Linked DNA regions of Homo sapiens: all the other regions are linked to region 1. The links are chromatin loops, found by intact Hi-C in ENCODE. Cell type or tissue: ovary. All regions are shown on one strand. Region 1 overlaps OTUD7B (OTU deubiquitinase 7B). Region 2 overlaps LOC124904413 (a long non-coding RNA gene). Region 3 overlaps LINC02988 (long intergenic non-protein coding RNA 2988).

Evidence for each region. A loop is a pair of places that touch in the nucleus more often than their neighbours do. Peaks named below come from ENCODE experiments on the same cell type or tissue, not always from the same donor. Only the 100,000 strongest peaks of a DNase experiment are listed, where the experiment ranks them.
Region 2: it touches region 1 in a loop (8-fold over the local background); 104 of 110 quality-filtered maps call a loop at or near these places.
Region 3: it touches region 1 in a loop (5-fold over the local background); 92 of 110 quality-filtered maps call a loop at or near these places.

Annotation. Positions count from the first base shown.
Region 1 is chr1:149,959,804-149,963,803 of GRCh38, reverse strand. All of the region lies in intron 6 of OTUD7B (OTU deubiquitinase 7B), which reads left to right. Among named protein-coding and RNA genes, the nearest start is that of MTMR11, 25 kb to the right of the region's middle. In ovary, a CTCF peak has its summit at 1,615 (motif pointing left); a DNase peak (open chromatin) is centred at 1,620; H3K27ac peaks cover 1,335 bases.
Region 2 is chr1:150,048,396-150,052,395 of GRCh38, reverse strand. The region is part of intron 2 of LOC124904413 (a long non-coding RNA gene); the gene reads right to left. It also overlaps a transcript of OTUD7B not described here. Among named protein-coding and RNA genes, the nearest start is that of VPS45, 17 kb to the left of the region's middle. In ovary, a CTCF peak has its summit at 1,623; a DNase peak (open chromatin) is centred at 1,614.
Region 3 is chr1:150,166,739-150,170,738 of GRCh38, reverse strand. All of the region lies in intron 2 of LINC02988 (long intergenic non-protein coding RNA 2988), which reads right to left. Among named protein-coding and RNA genes, the nearest start is that of LINC02988, 8.0 kb to the right of the region's middle. In ovary, a CTCF peak has its summit at 1,596 (motif pointing right); a DNase peak (open chromatin) is centred at 1,578.

The DNA.
Region 1 (4,000 bases):
CCATTTGTTTTTCATATACTCAGTTTTAGTTTATTTTAAATTTTAAAAAGCATAAGGAACCAGCATTCTAATCACACACACACACAAAAAGCATACCTATTTAATTGAGTCTGAACAGTACTTCTCAGGAGTTTGTCAAATGTTGAGGCTGCTGTTATATAAGGCAGTAACAACAGATTGTTTGTACTTGCCCTCTCCAAAACGGGTTGCGCAAACTATGGCTATTTTGTAAGAAAAAAAAAAACAAAAAAAAACAAAAACAAAAAAACCTTTTATCAGAATACAGCCCTGGGCATTTCTTGGATGTTTACACGTGTAACTGCTTTCTTCCTCCAGCAGCACAGTAGTAACATGTGGCCTGCACAGCCCATACTTACTGACTACCTGGCCCTTTACAGAAAAAGTTTGCTGATTACTTCCCTTCAATAATGACATTATGCCTTTACATAAAAATAATGAGGCTCCCTATTTCCTTTTCCTGTGATTCTGTGCTATGTTTATATCTCCTGCTCTTTATGTATATCTATTTTTTTTTTGCCATGTTATGGCTGGATCTTTCTGGCATTTAGTATGGCAATATCTCTTCAGAAACTTTCCTTTTTCATCCACCTTTCTTTTTTTCTCATTTTATTGCTGTCATAACTTGACAATATAGAAGAGTTTTTTTGTTTTAGTTATTTAGAATTTTATATCCTGAAGATTTAATATGTAAGTAGAACATGCTATGTTTCTTCCTCAAAAACAAATAATCCAGTTGTTAAAAGTAGATGATATTAAGATCAGAATCCTCTCCTTGAGCAGCCAGTCTTCCCCAGAAGATTCCTGAGGGAAATAAACCCACAGGGGCAAGGCCACATAAGTACTTGACATTCTTTTTTAGCACCAAAAGCTTGGCTGGATCTCGTGGAAAGCTTTTGCCTGAGCTAGAGCTAGCCTAGAATTTAGAATCCAGAGCAAATCAGTAGTCAGTTTTGTGGTAGTCAGCTTTGTCCTCTTCACTGTTGAGTTCAGATAATACCGGAACCTTAACCACTGCAGAGGCAAGAAAAGGCCAAACCAGAACATGCCAACTATTAAGTAGAAATGACAGCAACACCCAGAAAATTAAGTGTGCCCAATTCCAGTTATTAAAGCAATTAGTTATTATTCTAAAGATGGGGTTAGATTATAATGGTATTTAGCCAGGAAACCCAGAAATACCCACGTTCTATCCTTGGCCAGCCAGCCTTTCCCTCTCAAAGTCAGCCTTTCCATCTGAAAGTCCCCAACATGCATAGAGAATAGTGGCTAGTAATGGAGCAATAGTTTTAGTCCTTTTGCTCAGCACAGTGAAAGTTCATACTGAAAATGTGGCTTTCATAATTGTCTTAGCTTAGACCATTCATAGCATTATTACCCACCTTGGGAGTGGGAATGGTAGGAGGAGGATAATGAACTGGGGAAGCTTCCTTTAGCTCCCCAGTACCAAAACCACACTAAATAAGTTTTGATTTCCTGGGCTTCCTTGTTTTATGTTGAAATTGGTGGTGAGGCTCAGTAATAGTTTCTTAAATGTTAAGGCTAGAAGTTGTACACCACCTAGTGGCTGTGTACATTAAAACAGGAAGCAGAAACCGGCCAGGAAGAGGGAGCCGGATCTGGATGTGTCTATTGGAGTGACTGCAGCACTCCATATAGAACCTGGGCATTGCTCTCTTTATTTTTAATTGAAGTAAAATTTGTGATAGCATTTTACAAATTGAAAATAGCTGTGTCATTTAAAAAATTCCCATTAAATTTGTTCCCAGTACCCCTCATGTTTCCAGTGATTTCCTTCTACTCTGTCAGTGTGCGGTTAAGCCGTATAGACTCATTTTAATACTAATGTCAGCCAAATAAAATTAATAAGTTAAACTTATTTCCCTTATCATTATATACATCCTAAAGCCAATGTATTTTAAAATTGCTTGTACCATTGCCTGCTCTCCTTTGATAAAAATTGTAGTTTCACTTAGCATATGTTTATTGATTATAGTCACAAAATAGACCTTGGGTGTATTGCATAAAACATGATCCTAGCATAGAGGAGGAGATGGACATGTAAATACATAATTGCAACAGGTTATAACATGTATGACTCTTACAATAGACGTCTCTATAGCAGTTAATGCTGGCCGGATGCGGTGGCTCATGCCTGTAATCCCAGCACTTTGGAAGGCCAAGGCAGGCGGATCACCTGTTGGTAGTTCGAGACCAGCCTGGCCAACATGGTGAAACCCCGTCTTTACTAAAAATACAAAACTAGCCAGGCATGGTGGTGTGCACGTGTAGTCCCAGCTACTCCGGAGGCTGAGGCAGGAGAATTGCTTGAACCTGGGAGGTGGAGGTTGCAGTGAGCCAAGATCATGCCACCACACTCCATCCTGGGTGACAGAGCAAGACTTTGTCTCAAACAAACAAACAAAAAAACAACAACAACTCTATAGCAGTTAGGGAGAGAGGATACAAAGGAAGGAGTGGTTGATCTGCCAAGGGAGATTTAGAAGACTATTTGGAGGAATGATACCTGAGTTCTGTCCTAAAAGTTGAGAAATTGTTCACAAGGTTGACAGAAAGTGAGCTACTCCAGGCAGAAGGAACAGCTTAGACAAAAGCTCAGTGGTATAAAACAACATGGTATATTTCAGGAACTACAGCTGATTCAGTGAGATATATCTGACTAGAGAAGTGGGTAGGGGCCAGAAAGTAGGCTTTGTATGCAGCACTTCTACTTGGGAGGCTGAGGCAGGAGAATTGCTTGAACCCGGGAGGTGGAGGTTGCAGTGAGCTGAGATCGTTCCACTGTACTCCAGCCTGGGCGACAGAGTGAGACTCTGTCTCAAAAAAAAAAAAAAAAAAAAAGAAGGTATCCAGGTGTGGGGTGGGTGAAAGAAAGAAAGGAATATTAGATAATTCCTTGGTTTTGAGCTTGGATGTTTGGGTGATAGTTGGTGCTATTCACTAAGGTAGGAAAATAGGAAGAAGAGTGGGTTTGGGAAAAAACAGGAGTTCTATTTTGACTTTACAGAGTTTGAGGTAGCCATGGGCAGGTGGCAGTCTCCAGTAGGTAGCTGGATATATGAATATAGAAATTAAGAAGTCTAGGCTGAGTGCAGTGCCTCATGCCTGTAATCCCAGCATTTTGGGTGGCTGAGACAGGCAGATCACCAGGTCAGGAGTTCGAGACCAGCCTGGCCAACATGGGGAAAGCCCGTCTCTACTAAAAATACAAAAATTAGCTGGGCCTGGTGGTGGGTGCTGTAATCCCAGCTACTCGAGAGGCTGAGGCAGGAGAAGCATTTGAACCCGGGAGGTGAAGTTTGCAGTGAGCCGAGATTGTGCCATTGCACTCCAGCCTGGGTGACTCTGTCTACAAAAAAAAAAAAAAGAAAAAAAGGAAAGAAAAGAAAAAGAAAAGAAATTAAGAAATCTGGGCTGGAGATAGATGGTATATACCATACAGATGGTAGTGGATGAGATTATGGCAGTAGAAGAGATCACCCAGAGGGAACCAAGGTGAAAATCATTGACACACCACTAGTATTTTGGGGGCAGACAGAATTTAGAGGAATAGAAAGTAATTTTATGGACGCTAATGGCAAAGAAAATTTAAAGAGGAAAATAACCCATGTGAAGGCTAAGATGGGAACCAGGGTCCACTGAATGTGGCAATTAGAAGGTCATTGTTCTTTGCCAAAATCAGGTAGGTGAAATGTTATGTGGCAGGTGGGTGAGCAGGATGGAGGGCAGAAATGGGACAGATTGCAGTAGGTCAAAAAGAATGGATGATAAAGAAGTTTAATAGTCATAGACTATTAGTTCATGGATCTTGACTGTAAAAGAGATAAGAGATTTGACTTTGTAGTACAATTTGTAAACCAAGTGCTAAGGGATTAGGGAGTAAGTAACAGTGAATAAGGTGGAATAGGTATTGCCTCTTAGAACCCAGCCTCTAATTGCCCAATGTCCCCTGCCTGTCCTT
Region 2 (4,000 bases), 89 kb before region 1:
GATTTGGCTCTCAGCTTGACTGTTGTTGGTGTATAGGAGTGCTAGTGTTTTTTGTACATTTATTTTACATCCTGCGACTTTGCTGAAGTTATCAGCTGAAGGAGCTTTTGAGCCAAGACTATGGGGTTTTCTAAATATGGAATCATGTCGTCTGCAAACAGAAATAGTTTGACTTCCTCTCTTGCTATTCAGATGCCGTTTATTGCTTTCTCTTGCCTTATTGCTCTGGCCAGGACTTCCAATACTATGTTGAATAGGAGTGGTGAGAGAGGGCATCCTTGTCCTGTGCCAGTTTTCAAGGGGAATGCTTCCAGCTTTTGCCCATTCAGTATGATATTGGCTGTGGGTTTGTCATAGATGACTCATTATTTTGAGGTATGTTCCTTTAATGCATAGTTTATTGAGAGTTTTTAACATGAAGAGAGCATAATATTTTTATATTGAAATAATCTTTTAGAAATGGCTCATTCCTGATCTGTCAAGCATTTAATCAAGATCACTGTTTTTCTTAACTAGAAAGACTGTTTAATATTGTAAAAGTAAATCATAAACTTTTTTATTTACATATCTTTCCATTTGAAGCAAATAAAATGTCTTTAATGTAGGACACTATTATTTAAGATTATTCTCTTAATAATAGTAGTAAATAATAACAACCACCTTTCATTAAGCTTTTACTATGTGCTGAGACCTTTACAGATATCTGAATTAACCTTTGCAACTTTCCTTTAAGGTGGATATTATTTTTATATTCCAGATAAACTGAGGTTCAGAGAAGTTGAATAACTTCCTTAAAGTGGAAGCAGATGGAAAGAAACCTACTTTTTAGTGGGCATTTCACTATATATTTTTGTACACATCCTTTTTATGTGTCTTGTTTTAGAAACTAGACATAATAATAATAATAAATAACATGTCATTTATTAACAATGACATGTTAAATAAAGTACAGAGTTTTACATGGACAGGACAAAAAAAGAGAGCAATAAACTTATCTAGGTGACTCATGTCAATAATTTCATTGAATAATATGGAATAAATTTTGAGAAAAATATCATGGAATTTCCAAATTTCCAGGTAAATTACAGAGATGTAGACATGAATTTCTTGTGCTCTTGTAACAAATGACATGACATTTGTTGGTGGTTTTTTTTTTTTTTTTTTTTGAGGCGAAGTCTAGCTCTCGTTGCCCAGGTTGGAGTGCAATGGCGCAATCTCGGTTCACTGCAACCTCTGCTTCCTGGGTTCAAGCGATTCTCCTGCCTCAGCCACCCGAGTAGCTGGGATTACAGGCTCCTGCCACCACGCCTGGCTAATTTTTGTATTTTTAGTAGAGACAGGGTTTCACCATGTTAGCCAGACTGGTCTTGAATTCCTAACTTCAGGTGATCCACCTGCCTTGGCCTCCCAAAGTGCTGGAATTACAGGCGTGAGCCACCGCACCCAGCCGTTTTTTTCTTTCTTTTCTTTTTTTTTTTTAAGGACTATCTGCCAGCAGTGATTAAAGACAGGATCAATTTCATAGAACTGTTTATTAAGAATTTACTTGAAAGCATGTTTTTACATAGTTTTAAATTTGGGTTTGGATTTTTTCAGCACTCAGACAGAGGGCGCCCTTGAATCACCAAGAACAGGCTCTGTAACACTGGGAGCTGGCATACTGAGTAATTGTTATGTGAATGAGGGAAAATGCATTGTTTTGGCTAAAATAGATTGCAAAATGCTTGTTTAGTGTTGGATTTAGCCTGTTTATGGCTTTAAATTTATTGAGTCACTGCATGAGTTTGCTGTTACATTATTTTTTCATTTCTTAAAGACTAGATAAAAGTAATTGCTGTAAGATTCAAATCAACAGGTGTTCTGGACTTGGAAGATTTGTTGAATTACTATGAAGTCACATCTAAAGTTTGAAAGGTGAGAATCTGATTATGATTTCCATTCATGTCTGACTGCAATTGACAGTAGTGTATCTGTCACTATGAATATATATATGTGTTAGGCCATGTGCTAAGTACTTTCTGTGCATTTTTCTCACAACTCAAAGACATAAGTAGTAGTGCTATCTTCTTTTTATTGTTTAAATTTTATTCATTTATTTCTTTTATTTATTTTTACTTGATTTCCTGGGATATGAGAGATAAATATTTATTTTTAATTGGCAAAAATTGTAATATTTATCATGTAAAGCATGCTTTTTTTTTTGAGACAGGGTCTCCCTGGATTGCCCAGGCTAGAGTACAGTGGCGCAATCATGGCTCACTGCAGCCTTGACCTCCCTGGTTCAAGTGACCCTCCAGCCTCTACTGGCACGTAACACCATGCCTGGAGAATTTTTTTAAAAGTTTTGTACAGATGGGGGTCTCACTGTTCTGCCTAGGCTGGTCTTGAATTCCTGGGCTCATGCTACCTTCCTGCCTCAGCCTCCCAAAGTGTTGGGATGACAGGAATGAGCCATTACACCTGGCCTCATGTACAACATATTTTGAAACAATAACCTTTCTTTTTTAAAAATGAGAAAATAGGGCTGGGCACGGTGGTTCATTTGTGTCATTCCAGCACTTTGGGAAGCCAAGGCGGAGCCCAGTAGTTCAAGACCAGCCTGAGCACATGGTAAAACCCATCTCTATAAAAAATACAGAAATTAATTGCGTGGTGGTTTGCACCTGTGGTCCTAGCTACTCGGGAGGCTGAGGCAGGGGGATTGCTTGAGCCCAGGAGGTCGAGCCTGTAATCAGCCTGTCTCAAAAAAAAAAAAAAAAAAAGAAAGAGAGAGAGAGAGAAGGAAAATAAAAGCTTAGAGACATTAAGATAATGTCCCCTAATAAGTGACAAAACTGAGATTTGAACTTGGGGATGTGAACACCGGAATCCATGCCTATGCCCAGAAAATTATACTGTAAATGACAATTTCCTCTGTTCATGGCACAAAATATACAAGTCATAGTGAATTGGGGTTTTTTCTGCTTCAATTTTCAGTTATTATTAAAAGTATATAGCAACATCCTGACTAACCACGATTTAATTTAGGAATAATATTGGGAAGTTAGACTTTTTTATTTCCTGGTGATATAGTAGTTTCAACTCAGATATAGAGAATAATTTAATTCCTGGTCAAGAGAACACTCAAATTTAGAGAGCAGCATGACAGAATGAAAAGAACATTGAATTGAGAACCAGGTAATCTGATTTATAGTGTATTTTACTACTACTGTCTGGAAAAGCTTCAGAACTGATTTAAGTTTACTAGACCTCTAAGTAGACGGGGCATGGTGGCTCACACCTGTAATCCCAGCACTTTGGGAGGCTGAGGCAGACGGATCACTTGAGGTCAGGAGTTCGAGACCAGCCTGGCCAACATGGTGAAACCTCATCTCTACTGAAAAAAAAATACAAAAATTAGCCGAGTGTGGTGGCGGGCGCCTGTAATCCTAGCCACTCAGGAGGCGGAGGCAGGAGAATTGCTTGAACCAGTGAGGCAGAGGTTGCCGTGAGCTGAGATCATGCCACTGAACTCCAGCCTGGGTGACAGGGTGAGACTCCGTCTCAAATTTTTTTTTTAATGAAACAAAATAAGAAAATAGACTAGGAAACTTGAGTTATTAATCTATGAGTTTTATGTTTTGTACATGGAAATCATTTTCTTTGTTTATATCCACATACTGTGTATGTCTTGTTTAATTTCTGGAAGTAGTGTATTAATACAATTTTTTTTTTTAAGAGTCAAGGTCTTACTCTCTTCCCCAGGCTGGTGTGCAGTGGTACAATCATAGTTCACTGCAGCCTTGAACTCTTGGGCTCAAGCAATCCTTTCACTGTGCTAATTTTATTTATTTATTTTGTGTAGAGATCGGGTCTCACTATTTTGCCCACGCTGGTCTTGAACTCCTGTCCTCAAGCAGGATATCCTCCTGCCTTGGCCTCCCAAAGTTCTGGGATTACAGGTATGAGCCACTACACTCAGCCTTATTAATATAAATCTAATAATATTATGTCTCTGTGT
Region 3 (4,000 bases), 210 kb before region 1:
ACTGGCCAGAGCCTGCTGAGAGCAGTGTGCCTTGGCTGGAAAACTGAGACAGATCCCTCAGCACTAACAGCTGGAGGCTGACAGCTAACTGTCCTCCTTGCAGCTGAGCAGCAAGTTCTTTCTTGAAGACAAATCCAAGTGGGGCACCTTCATGGCTACCACAGTCTTCCTTTTGTACCATGTGGATCTACTTTCCACACACATTGAGGGGTAGCTCTTCCGGGGTTTCAATGGGCTCTTTTCTTGAAGGGACTTAGTTAAGGGAGGTCAGTGGGTTAACCACAGGCTGTTGCTGCAGTTGGTCTTGCAATAGGTAACATCATTTCCCTCCTCCATTATCCATTCTAAATTCCACTCTCCCTCTCTGCTACAGATGACACCACTGTCATTTCTGCTGGTCTCGATAGCCTACCAGGTGGCGTAGCACAACCCTGATTCCTGAGAGGCTCTGAGTCCCTGATCACGTCACCCTTCACAGGCTGGGCTGCACTTGCCATTCAGGTCACCATTGGGCATGAAAGGTATCATCAAGAGGTGCTCAAGTGGCTGACCTGAGTTTCACACATATTCCTGCCTTATTGTCCAAGAGCAGTTCTAGCTCCTTTTGTTGATCAGGCTCTATATCCCTGCCCCAGGCCCACACAAAGCTGCACCCTCTAGAATACAGGCTGGAGCACTATTCCCAGGCATGGAATATGCTTGCTGCCAGAACCCTCCAGGCATTTTAGTTCCTTCTTTGTGCATGCAAGACGCAGCATTTTGTCTTTTGTTTCAGAGGCAACGTCCTAGTACACCCTTTACCACTGGATTCCAAAAAACTTTATGGGAGGGGCAAGCCCTGGAATCTTCAGAGAGTTTATGTCTCATTTTCTAGAGTGCATGTGTCTTCCCGAGGCTTTCAGGTGTCAGCCACCTCTTGCTATTCTCCCAAATTAGCCTAATGTCATTGATGAATGGAGCATTGTGATATTCTGTGGGAAGTCCAGATGATCTAGATCTTTTCTGAATGTATCATGACATAGATTGGGAGAGTTAACAACAACCCTGGGGGCCGGGGGAATCTAAATGAATATTGTCATCCAGTCCATGTGAATGCTGTTTCTGATTCTCTTTCTTGATCGAGATAAAGAAGAATGCATTTGCCAAATCAATGGCCAAATGTCATGTACTTGAAGCCATATTTATATAATCTAGCAATGACACCACACCCTGCATGATCACTCGGGGCTTGAGCTGAGCTAGGAATCGTCTATGGTTATTTCCCAGGATCCATGTGTTTTCTGCAGGGGCCAGGCTGGTGAATTAAACAGAGGTATGACACAGACCACAATCCTTGCATCCTTGAGGTACTTAAGGGTGGCAATGATCTCTATCTTCCCTCTGGAATGAGATATTATTTTGTATTTGCTATCTTGGCTGGGTGAAGGGGGACGGACACAATTTCAGAGGCTTCCACTGACCTTCCCCACATGATAGCTCTTATATCATAAAGCAGGGGCCCCACATCGGGGCTTCCCCAACTGCTGAATATACCAATCCCAGTTATACACTCAGGGACTGGGGCAATGACCACCAGGTGGAGCCACGGCCCCGGTGGACCCACTTGAAGCTGGACATCAGCCAGAATCCCCATTTTACCTGACCTATAGCCCATCATTGTAACAGGGGCCATAATGACATTTCAGGTCTTTGAATATCAGTGTCATTTCAGGCCCTGTGTCTAGTGGATATTCCTCCTCTCCCAGGTGACAGTCACCCAGGACTGGTGGAATTATTACAGTGCACACTTGCTGTGATGTTGCAGGGACCTTCCTCTCGGGGACTCTGTCACATTTTCCCATTCAATAGATTTCAGGTCTGAAAAATGTCTCAGGTCTAGGAAATGAGAAGGAATCATGACTTTTTTTTTAGTATTCTTAAAACATATATTTTATTTTAAATAGTGATAAAAACATAACATTTTCAGCTGGGTGTGGTGGTGTGCGTTTGTAGTCCCAGCTACTTGGGAGGCTGAAGTGGGAGGATCGCTTGAACCTAGGAGGTCAAGGCTGTAATGAGCCGAGATAGCGCCACTGCACTTCAGCCTGGGCAACAGAGCGAGACCCTGTCCCCAAAAAAGAAAAAAACCACACACAAAACAACATTGATTATCTTAACAATTTGTAAGTGTACAGTTTCATAGTTTTAAGTATATTCACAGTGTTGTGCAGCTGAGCTCTAGAGCTGCTCATCTTGCAACACTGACCCCCCCATACCTATTAAACAACAACTCCAAATTTCTCCCTGCCCCTGGCTCCTGGCAACCACCATTCTACTTTATGTTCCTATGAATCTGACTACTTTAGATACCTCATATAAATAAAATCATACAGTATTTTTGTCTTTTTGTGACTGGCGTGTTTCACTAAGCATAATATCCTCAAGGCTCATCCATGTTGTAGTATGTGACAGGACTTTCTTCCTTTTTAAGGCTGAATAATGTACATTTCCCATTTTATTTATCCTTTCATCCATCAATGGACACTTGAGTTGCTTCCTTTTGGCTGTTGTGAATAACGCTGCTGTGAATATGGGTGTGCAAATATCTCAAGACACTGCTTTCAATACTTTTGAAGTGGGATTGCTGGATCATACGGTAATTCCATTTTTAATTTTTTGGGAACACTCAGACTGTTTTCCACAGCAGCTGCACCATTTTACATTCCCACCAACACTGCACAAGGCTTCCAATTTCTCTACTTCAAGACTTTTTATGGGGGCAACTGTGCTCAGCCTATTCTTGCATTTGTTTGATTTGCCCTTGTTGGCTGTTAATTTTATCCCTAGGGATATCATGTTCTATTAATCAACTTAATTTCCCCTTGACTGGCTTTTTTATTGATTGATTGATTGAGACAAGGTCTCACTCTGTCACAAGGATGGAGTGCAATGGCACCAGCCTAGGAGGCTCACTGCAGCCTCCAACCCCTGGGCTCAAGGGATCCTCCCACCTCAGCCTCCCAAGTAGCTGGAGCTACAGGCACATGCAACTATGCCTGGCTAATTTTTTTTTTTTTTGAGATGGAGTTTTGCTCTGTCGCCCAAGCTGGAGTGCAGTGGCGCGATCTCAGCTCACTGCAAGCTCTGCCTCCCGGGTCACACCATTCTCCTGCCTCAGCCTCCCGAGTAGCTGGGGCTACAGGCGCCCACCACCACGCCCAGCTAATTATTTTTTGTATTTTTAGTAGAGACGGGGTTTCACCATGTTAGCCAGGATGGTCTCGATCTCCTGACCTCGTGATCCGCCCGCCTCGGCCTCCCAAAGTGCTGGGATTTATAGGCGTGAGCCACCGCGCCTGGCCGTGCCTGGCTAATTTCTAATTTTTTTTTTGTAGAGACAGGTCTTACTATGTTGCCCAGGTTGGTCACAAATCCCTGGCCTCAGGTGATCCTCCCACCTTGCACCAGGATTACAGGCATGAACCGTACCTGGTCTTGACTGGCTCTTTGACTTTGCTGGTCATTGAGAGAACTGTGACCTCCTGGCTTCTATTGTTGCCACCTGGCCTTTATTGCTTGGCATTGGGGAGGGGGTCGGTTATTTCCATTGCTATCAATAATCCCAGCTTTGTTATGACCTCTCCTACCTTCATCCCTGGCCCACTGTCTGTCTAGCTCCCATTTTGTTTATTGATGCTGGTGCCCCCCTCACCAATGCTGTGGTAAAGGATGTGTGTCTTCCATGGAACATAATCCCACGGTGAGTCTTTAGACCTCAAATAATACATTCCAACATGTCTACTTTCCTAAACTTTTAAATTTCTTCCTCCACTGCTGATGTGGAGGAAGCATTGAAATTCAAGCATTTCAACTGGGCTGCGTGGGTCATTACTTTTTCAAGGCTTGTAGGAGCACAATAATATTCATATATCTGAACTATTTCGTGGGGTCCTTGCTGGAGTGTAAATCCTGTATCCCAAGAAAGTGCCCCTAAATTAATAAACTTTCTTATCCAGGTTTC